Regions from separate parts of the Homo sapiens genome. Here region 2 is linked to region 1. A link is an interaction called in ENCODE POLR2A ChIA-PET data of the cell type or tissue named here. Cell type or tissue: endothelial cell of umbilical vein. All regions are shown on one strand.

Region 1 (5,000 bases):
TACTTCCCCGTCGTCACCCCTCGGGAAACTACTTTCGTGAGCATGTTGTATTCCTCCGGTCTGTTGGGGCTGAGAAAATAAAAGAACTAAGAACTACCAGCCCCAGAAGAGTCAGCCAAACCCACTCTGAGCTCAACATGCAGACACGCTTCTGTCCCGACTCCAAGGGGCAGCCCTGGGTGCCTGTCCTGGTGTGGCCTAGCCTTGGGGGTTCTCAAAGAGGCCTGGGTCACCCCCAGGTGAAGGACTGTGGCACCTTGGCTCCAGAGCTCCCTGCAGGGCGAGAAGCTCCTGGTCTGAACAGTTCCAGCTCCACGTGACCCAGTCACTCCCCAGACAAGTCTGAGCTCCCAGGCCTGGAGCTGGACAAATCCCTGGGAACAGGGCAATCTTGGGCTGAACAAAGGGCTTTCAAGGACCCAGGCTAGAATCGTATGTGAGCATGTGTGTGTTGGGGCGGTTGGGGGGAGGGAAATAGGAAGAATCCTCCACTGCTTAATGTCATCTTCACCCAACCTCAGGAGGTGTTCCCGCATCTCTGGAAGCCCAGCTGATGGGTCAGGATGACAGTGCAGGGCATAAGATGCAGGTTGACCCCACTCTTGGTAGCTCTTACCTCCCGGAACCACTGTTCTTGGGAGGGAATGAGCTTAAGCACCCAGTAGGGAAGATGGCACCTTGGTAGGAGCTGGCAGGGCTGAAAAACCTCTCTCTAGCAGAGCATTCAAAGCCTCTGTCACAATTAGGGTTCATGTCCACATCGCCCCGTCCAGTGTCAGCTCTGACTTAAGCCTGAGGCCCACCACCTAGTGGCTGCTATAAGAATGACTGAGGTATCCCACGGATGCCTTACAGTCAACGGAAACCAGATAATACGCCTCCTTGTGGCAAATACCATGTGGGACAGAAGTGCAGGGACGGACTCCAGGAAACAGAGCCAGGCTCCCCTTACCTCAGCAGCACATGTTGCCCCTCACCCTTGGGCAGGCCGGGCTGGGGGCTCCCAGGCCTCTTGGTCTGCATGCTGCATGTTTTTACCTCTCGCCATGATATTCAACCCATGGGACAACCCACCATGCCTCCTGTCACCCAGGTGTGGGTCTATGGAAGCCCAGCCCTCCTCCAGCGGACAGAACACTCCAGTCCCAGCTCAGGTGTGAGATAACAATGCCATGACTGCAGCCGCCACCTCCTCCTCCTTCTGAGCACCCACTGCAAACCACGTGGCTGCTCTCTGCCGACTCGTGTTAGCAAGAGGAGGTTATTAATTCATGGACAGCAATATTATAATAGGACCTTGATATTAAGTGAGGACTGCTATGAAGGCCACAGTGGTGTGGAGTTAGGTCATAAGAGAGCTGGAGAGGAGACAAAACATAATCTTCAATGAGAGGAAAGGGTTTCCAGGACACAGCATGAGACTTCCTGACTTGGGAGAGAAGAGCAGGTAACAATAGCCCAGCTAAAAACACCCAGAGAATCCCAAAGTGGCAAAGACATTCAGGGAGGTGGAAATTCATGGAGGTAGATAGGCCTGGAAATAAAGGGGTAATTTAGGGGATGGATTGGACCCAGAGGGGAGCTGTGCAGAGAGGCGGGGCAGGCCAGCACAACAGTCCCTGGCCAAATTTTGTGGCAAGTCACTTAAACCTCACAGTTAAAATGAAGAGAACCACCTCCGTCTAGTGTTTGTCCCTTCGGGACATCAAAAGGCTACTAAGATAAAGTCTATGAATGTCCCCTGAAGACTTCAGAAGAAAGCCTGGCAAAAATACTCGTCCCATCACTCACCAACTCATGACATCTTCAGTCCGAAAGGGGTCAGGCTGAGAACGTGGTCCTACGTGTTGGTCCACTCCAAGAAAATTATAAAGTAGGAAAATACTGGTCTTGTTACCTTTCTCTGAAAAGGCCCCATTGTCCCCAACTCTCCATACATGAACACCATCGTGACCCACTCTCCAGAATCTTTTTTACCTTCCAACTGCCTCTCGTTCATTCTCCTACCCCATCAGTACTTTCAGGCCAAAGCAGCTGAACTCAGCCAGAAGCTTGCGAGGAGGAGAGTGATCTGATTAAAGCACTCCTGCTGAGCGTGATGACTCCTCCTATGAAGACTTATGAGGTTCCGCTTTTTTTAAACCTCTCGCTTGTTAACCAAAATGAATTTTTGCTTATTATATTTCAGTAAGCCCGACTGAGTGACAAATCATGGACCATGTAGGAGATATTTCTGAAACAGGCCCTTCTTTGGATCTTTTAAAATGTGCAACGCCCACATGTGAGGCCGCCTCTGGATGGGCCCTTGAACCCAAGCTCTGAACTTTAAGAAGTGGTGCCCAACTCCTTCAGTCTTCACATGGGGCCAGTGAGGAAACTGGACATCCTGGGATCAGGGACATAACCACACTTCTCGCCACCAAGAGGCTCCTAATACCAGCAGTTTGGGAGATGTAGCTGCTAGGTTTCAAACGGGAAGTCAGCATCTCCCAGACAGAGGCCTAAGTGTTTCAGATTACAGGAGCCCTGGTCTCAGAGTCAGGAGACCAGAATTTCCACTATACAACTATGAAGGCTTGACCCGGCTCTGTTCCCTTTCTGTCCTCAGTCTCCTCCCGTGTGATAGAAGGGGCTGACATAATGGGACCTCAGGGTTTCTTCTTCTCTGCCCTCTACGATGCTCCCAGAGTTACCCTTGCCGCCGGACTCAGGAAGGGTGAGCAGGGCAGTGAGTTGTGCTTTGCTGTCACCTAGTGGTGGTAGCAGGTAATATTCTAACTTAAAGAGATGGATGCTTCAGGCAAGCATGGCTCCAAGAATTTCTGAACTAGAGAAAAATACCTGGGAGATCTTCCAGCACAACCCCCTCATTTTATCGATCCGGCAGGTCTCAGAAAGTGAACACTGGGATCTAAAAAGATGCTCCTGTGTGTGCTAATTCCCTGCAGCATCTCTGTTCATGGCAGGATTCACCGTTTCCCACCACGAACTTACTGTAATAGTTAGTGGTCATTAAACCACCACTCACTAAGCACCTCCCATGTGCTCGCTGCTCTCATCTCCAGTCTTCCCAACAGCCTGCAAGCCAGTTTTACAGATAAGAAAATTAAGACGCCAAGATGTTAAGTGACTTGCCACTCACTTAAGTAGATGTTAGGAGGCAGGATTCAAACCTGGAAGTGTGAGGTTCCGATACCATGCCGTTTCCAGGCGGTTTCTCTGCCCTTCATTTATCACGGTGCGGACCACTTAGCAAAGGGACCCCCATCCTCCTCATTCCCATGCCAGGAGACCTTTGCACGATGGCAGGAGCAGATACAGCCTGCAGCTTGTGGGGTCAACCAGAAAACCTCTGCTCTAAGCAGGTGCCAGGCCTGGGACAAACCAGAAAGAGAGGGGTTCTTTCTCTGCCCCCGCCAATATTTTCAAACAGGTGCTTCTGGGCATACGGTGGACACTGAGAGGCACCTTAGAGGAGGAGAGACAATCTTCGGCTGAGAACAGGGCTGCTCAAAGTGCATTCCCTGGGCCAGGGCCAGCCTGTGAGGACGCAAGCACAGAAACTAAGAGAAAGTGTTTAGAAAATCTTAGGGAAATTTGGCAGAGTCATGTTATGTCTGTTATATGTCATAAAAAGTGGGAAGTAAGAGTTTAGATTTAGGGATCATGAAAAAAAGGAAAGAAAACATTTTTTAAGGCCGGGCATGGTGGCTCACACCTGTAATCCCAGCACTTTGGGAGACAGAGGTAGGCAGACCACCTAAGGTCAGGAGTTCGAGACCAGCCTGGCCAACACGGCAAAACCCCATCTCTACTAAAAATACAAAAATCAGCTGGGTGTGGTCGTGTGCGCCTGTAATCCCAGCTACTCAGAAGGCTGAGGCAGGAGAATCACTAGAACCTGGGAGGTGGGGGTTGCAGTGAGCCGAGACCATGCCACTGCACTGCAGCCTGGGTGACAGAGCAAAACTCCGTCTCAAAAAAATTTTTAAAAAAAAAAGAAATTTTTTTTTTTGAGACGGAGTCTCGCTCTGTCGCTCAGGCTGGAGTGCAGTGGTGCAATCTCAGCTCACTGCAACCTCCGCCTCCTGGGTTCACGGCATTCTCCTGCCTCAGCCTCCCAAGTAGCTGGGACTACAGGCGCCCGCCACCACGCCCAGCTAATTTTTTGTATTTTTAGTAGAGACAGCGTTTCACCGTGTTACCGGGATGGTCTCGATCTCCTGACCTCGTAATCCGCCCGCCTCAGCCTCCCAAAGTGCTGGGATTACAGGCGTGAGCCACTGCGCCCAGCTGAAAATATTTTTTAGTTGGGTGGGATCATATTATTTTTGTCATTGCTTTTGTTTTATTTTTATGAGAATTCATTTTTATTGTATTTACAAAAGCATGGGTCCACAGCAGGCTGGAAATCTAAGAAAAAGCATCCTTTACAGGTCTCTCCTATGGACAGCAGGAAGAACTGATGGGTGCAGCCTCTGAGACAGCCTTGGATAGTTACAGAAACAACAATGAAAGCTATTCCTACACTTCTGTAGAACTCTCTGGCTTTAAAGTGCTTTCACACACATCTCCTTGGGGCCCACAGCCATGCATCATGGAGGCAGAACAGGAATTCGGTGTCTACGTAACACATGAGGTGACTGGGCTTCCGGTAAAGACTGAAGGATTGCACAAGAGCATGGAGTGGGAAAGCAGGGAAGCCTGGCCTGACGGGTCTGCCCTCTGCACCCCATTCCTGCTCTTTCTGCCCCCCGCAGATCTGCCCCCGGGAAAAAGCCACTTCCCTTTCCCCTGTCAAGTCCTCAGAAGAATGCAGAATCCGTGACCCCTTCCCCAAGCCCTTAGTGACATCCCACAACCCTGCCCCTTCACAAGGGACAGACTGGACAGAGGAACACCCCGAGGGATGATGTCTGCACCATCAGATGGGCCCAAACAGGGTGTTTCCAGGCCCAGCTCCATTTTCTTTGTGTTATGGCCAAGAACACGTGTCCCGT
Region 2 (5,000 bases), 440 kb after region 1:
TGAGGGCAGGGCTCACCGTCGGCCAGGTCAGGCCGCTGGTGCCCCTGCGGCCCCTCACTCAGAACAGGGCTTCCAGGTCCTCCTGGCACCGGAGCTCCTTCCACAGCACCCGCACACCGAGGAAAGCTGGGCCCAGTGTTGCCGTGGATTCCAGCGGGAGGAGAGCGCACTTGACCGTCGGCCAGGCAGCGGCAGGGGGAAGTGGGAATCTTCTCACCCAGAGAAGCACTGACTCCCAGCTGGGGAATGCAGACATGGAGATGACTCTGGAGCGAGCAGGGAGTATGCTCGATGCAGACCAGATGCCGCCGTCCAGGATTTCTGCCGCAGCCACTTTCATACAGCACGAGTGCTTCCAGAAATCTGAAGCTGGGAAGAGGGTTAACCAGTTTTGTGGCATCCCCAAGCTTCTGCAGCTCCTAAAAGTTCAGAATGAAGATGTTCAGCGAGCTGTGTGGGGGGCCTTGAGAAACTTACTATTTGAAGACAATGACAACAAATTGGAGGTGGCTGAACTAAATGGGGTAACTCGGCTGCTCCAGGTGCTGAAGCAAACCAGAGTCTTGGAGACTAAAAAACAACTAACAGGTTTGCTGTGGAATTTGTCATCTAATGACAAACTCAAGAATCTCATGATAACAGAAGCATTGCTTATGCTGACCGAGAATATAATCATCTCCTTTTCTGGATGGCCTGAAGGAGACTACCCAAAAGCGAATGGTTTGCTCGATTTTGACACAGTCTACAACCCACTGGATGTCTAAGAAACATGAGTGCTGCTGGCCCTGATAGGAGAAAAGCAATGAGAAGATGTGACCGACTCATTGACTCACTGGTCCATTATGTCAGAGGAACCATTGCGGATTACCAGCCAGATGACAAGGCCACGGAGAATTGTGTGCACATTCTTCATAACCTCTCCTACCAGCTGGAGGTAGAGCTCCCAGAGAAATATTCCCAGAATATCTATATTCAAAACCCAAATGTCCAGACTAACAACAAAAGTATTGGATGTTTTGGCAGTCGAAGCAGGAAACTAAAAGAGCAATACTAGGACATGCCGATGCCAGAGGAAAAGAGCAACCCCAAGGGCGTGGAGTGGCTGTGACACTCCATTGTGATAAGGATGTATCTGTCCTTGATCGCCAAGAGTGTCCCAAACTACACACAGGAAGCCTCCTTAGGCGCTCTCCAGAACCTCACAGCCGGAAGTGGACCAATGCCGACATCAGTGGCTCAGACAGTCGTCCAGAAGGAAAATGGCCTGCAGCACACCCGAAAGATGGTGCATGTCAGTGACCCAAGTGTGAAAAAGACAGCCAACTTGCTGCTGAGGAATCTGTCCCAGAATCTTTCTCTGCAGAATAAAATTGCCAAAGAAACTCTCCCCAGTTTGGTCTCCATCATTCCTGATACAGTCCCGAGTACTGACCTTCTCATTGAAACTACAGCCTCTGCCTGTTACATGTTGAACAACGTAATCCAAAACAGTTACCAGAATGCACAGCGCCTTCCGAATACCGGGGGCATCCAGAAAATTATGACCATCAGTGCAGGCGATGCCTATGCCTCCAACAAAGCAAGTAAAGCTGCTTCCATCCTCCTGTATTCTCTGTAGGCACACACGGAACTCCATCATGCCTACAAGAAGGCTCAGTTTAAGAAGACAGATTTTGTCAACAGCTGGACTGTCAAAGCCTACCACTCCCTTAAAGACTGAGGAAAATGACGAAGTATTCTCAGCTGCAAAAAAATCCCACAGGAAAACACCTATTTTTCTACTACCCAGCCCAAGAAACCTCAAAAGCATGCCTCGTTTCTATCATTTTCTATTTCCATGGTCCCCCGAATCCAGAAAACAAGTACAACATAATCTTATGAGTCTTCCAGAAGACTTTTGCAAGCTTGCCACCAGTAGATACTGGTCACAGGCTCTACAAATAGTGGTCTTTGTTATTAGGGCTTATGGTGCATGGCCTCCTGGAACCAAAATGTGAATTCATGTGGAATGGACTTTGATCCAATAAATAAGGAAAGAAGTTGTTGCATTACTGGGATTTTAAAAGCTTGATTTACATTTATATTCCTTTTCTAGTTCCCATGTTTTGTCACTCATGTGCACATTGCTTCACCATTGGGCCATGAGTATATTGTTCTGTAGTGTTGAAACAGAATGGAAATGACAAGAAATATCTGCAGTTATCCAGGAGAAAGTATAATGGCAAAATTATTTGTTTCTTTGTTTACTTTGTGCTCGTTTTTATCTCCTTAGGTTTTTTTCCTCTGATTTTTAAATAAACTTAAGAAATTTAGATTACAGAGTATGCATGACTGTAAGAAAAAGAAATTGAGAGGAAGTGATCATAGCAAATTAAAGAAACCTTTTTCTCCCAAAACTTAAAGTAAAATAAATAAAAATAAAAATAAATCTTTTCCCCAGAGAAAGGCAACTGTGATTATAAAGTTTAACCTTCCCCCAAACACTGAATGAATGAGATTTTTGCTCCGGAAATACTTTACCTATAACAACACCATTAAATCCAAATCTCTTCTAAACAATGGCATTCCGTGTAATGCCTTTCCTGGACATTTTTTTTTTTTTTTTTTTTTAGACGGAGCTCAGGCTGGAGTGCAGTGGTGCAATCTTGGCTCACTGCAACCTCCGCCTCCCTGGTTCAAGTGATTCTCCTGCCTCAGCCTCCTGAGTAGCTGGGATTACAGGCGTGCACCACCACGCCTGGCTAATTTTTTTGTATTTTTAGTAGAGACAGGGTTTCACCATGTTGGTCAGGCTGGTCTTGAACTCCTGACCTCATGATCCGCCCGGCTCAGCCTCCCAAAGTGCTGGGATTATAGGTGTGAGCCACCGCACCGGGCCTTCTGTATTTTTTAGGCCACTGCCCTGGACTAGTGGAAGAATGGACTCTAGTCTTTATCTGCAAGAGGAACTAAGGCCTTCTATCAGACTGCCCGGCCAGCCTGGGGCACTGAAAATACAGCTCATTTTAATGAGTTACATTATCAACCAGCTTTGCCCAGCATTTAAGAAATATCACAGGGCCACTAAATCTCATATGATCTTCTTCAAGCCATTATTTTAATTCAAGAAAACTCTAGAGAAAAAAGTGAAGAAGTCATGTTGAAGAAGATATAAGAATGTGTCAAGACCATACAGAAATGATATGAGAAATACTGGTGTTTTAAAAGGTGACATCATCCAGTGAAATGAATCTATATTAAATGTTATTTTAACTGCATTATGATTAAAACCATTCATATAGAGTTAGTCTTCACAACTACTATTCTGTTATATTTTGTTTTTTTTTTTTTAAATCTGACAACGTTTGTCATAAGTAAGATAAGGAAAAAAACTCTTCAACTCCTTTTGGCCAGAAAAGTGTAATAGAAAATAAATGTTGAATATGTACTTAAGTCTTTATTATATTTGAAACTTAAATTTTTTTTCAGTTTTAAAAGCTGAATGAAGATAGCTTAGGTAACTAACCTAGTTCAAAATGAAATTTAGATACCAATTTTTAAAATACTGGAGAGAATTTATATGTCTTTTTCCAGAGTTCTGATAATAAGCATTTGGAGTGCATTCATTCCTCCAGATAATAAATGTATGTTCAAGAACTTTTTGTGTTTTTTAAGACATTAATAGAGTCTTCAATAATATTAAATACAAAAGGAGACAAAAAAAAAAAAGATTCCTATCTGGACTGGGCACGGTGGCTCACGCTTGTAATCCCAGCACTTTGGAAGTCCGAGGTGGGCAGATCACGAGGTCAGGAGTTGGAGACCAGCCTGACCAACATGGTGAAACCCTGTCTCTACTAAAATACAAAAAATTAATCGGGCGTGGTGGCACGCACCTGTAGTCCCAGCTACTCGGGAGGCTGAGGCAGGGGAATCACTTGAACCCGGGAGGCGGAGGTTGCAGTGAGCCTAGATCATGTCATTGCACTCCAGCCTGGGGGACAGAGTGAGACTCCGTCTAAAAAAAAAAAAAATTCCTGTCTGTTTTAGTCAATGACAATCAAATTATCTGTAAATAATCACAGTTTGATCTCTTCGCTTTCATTCCTCATATCTATTTTTTTTAAATAGCATTGAGTATTTCCATACTAAATTAAATTGCAGCAGTGATAGAGGCCATCGTAGGACAGGCCCAGTGGCTCACACCGGTAATCTCAGCAACTCAGGAAGCTGAGGCAAGGAGAATCATTTGAACCTAGGAGTTAGAGAACAGACTGGAAAACCTAGCAAGACCCTGTTTCTACAAAAAATAAATTAGCTGGGCATGGTAGTTTGTACTCATAGTCCCAGCTACTTGGGAGGCTGAGACAGGATTGCTTGAGCCTAGGAATTTGAGGCTGCAGTGAGCTGTGATGGTACCACTGCATTCCAGCCTGAGTGACAGAGAAAGACCCCATTTCTTAAGACAAGCAAAAAAACCCCAAAACTGAAGTACTACTAACATATGCAACAACATGGATAAACCTTGAAAACATTATGCTAAATGAAAGAAGCCAGTCACAAAAGACTGGAATATTGTTCCATCTATATGAAATGTCCAAATAGACAAATTCAGAGATGCAGCCTGTAATCCCAACACTGTGAGAGGCAGAGGTGGGCGGATCACTTGAGGTCAGGAGTTCGAGACCAGCCTGGCCAACATGGCAAAACCCAGTCTCTACTAAAAATACAAAAATTAACTGGGCATGGTGGCTCGTGCCTGTAATACTAGCTACTTGGGAGGCTGAGGCAGGAGGCAGGAGAATTGCTTGAACCCAGGAGACAGAAGTTGCAGTGAGCCAAGATTGCACCTTTGCATTCTAGCTGGGCGACGGAGTGAGACTCAGTCTCAAAAAAAAAAAAAAAAAAAAGAAAGAGAAAGGAAATAGATTAATTGGCCGGACACATTGGCTCATGGCTGTAATCCCAGCACTTTGGGAGGCCAAGACAGTCAGATCACTTGAGGTCAGGAGTTCAAGACC

The links. Peaks named below come from ENCODE experiments on the same cell type or tissue, not always from the same donor. Only the 100,000 strongest peaks of a DNase experiment are listed, where the experiment ranks them.
Region 2: POLR2A ChIA-PET joins it to region 1 with 5 read pairs; 2 of 35 experiments call an interaction of 5 or more read pairs at or near these places.

What each region holds. Positions count from the first base shown.
Region 1 is chr12:6,037,452-6,042,451 of GRCh38, forward strand. The region is part of intron 18 of VWF (von Willebrand factor); the gene reads right to left. SNORA120 (small nucleolar RNA, H/ACA box 120) reads right to left here and starts at 2,732; the gene lies at 2,586-2,732. In endothelial cell of umbilical vein, CTCF peaks have their summits at 855 (motif pointing left) and 2,770 (motif pointing left); DNase peaks (open chromatin) are centred at 830 and 2,740; H3K27ac peaks cover 634 bases.
Region 2 is chr12:6,478,491-6,483,490 of GRCh38, forward strand. It overlaps the pseudogene PKP2P1. Among named protein-coding and RNA genes, the nearest start is that of VAMP1, 10 kb to the left of the region's middle. In endothelial cell of umbilical vein, no CTCF peak of the experiment used is centred here; no DNase peak of the experiment used is centred here.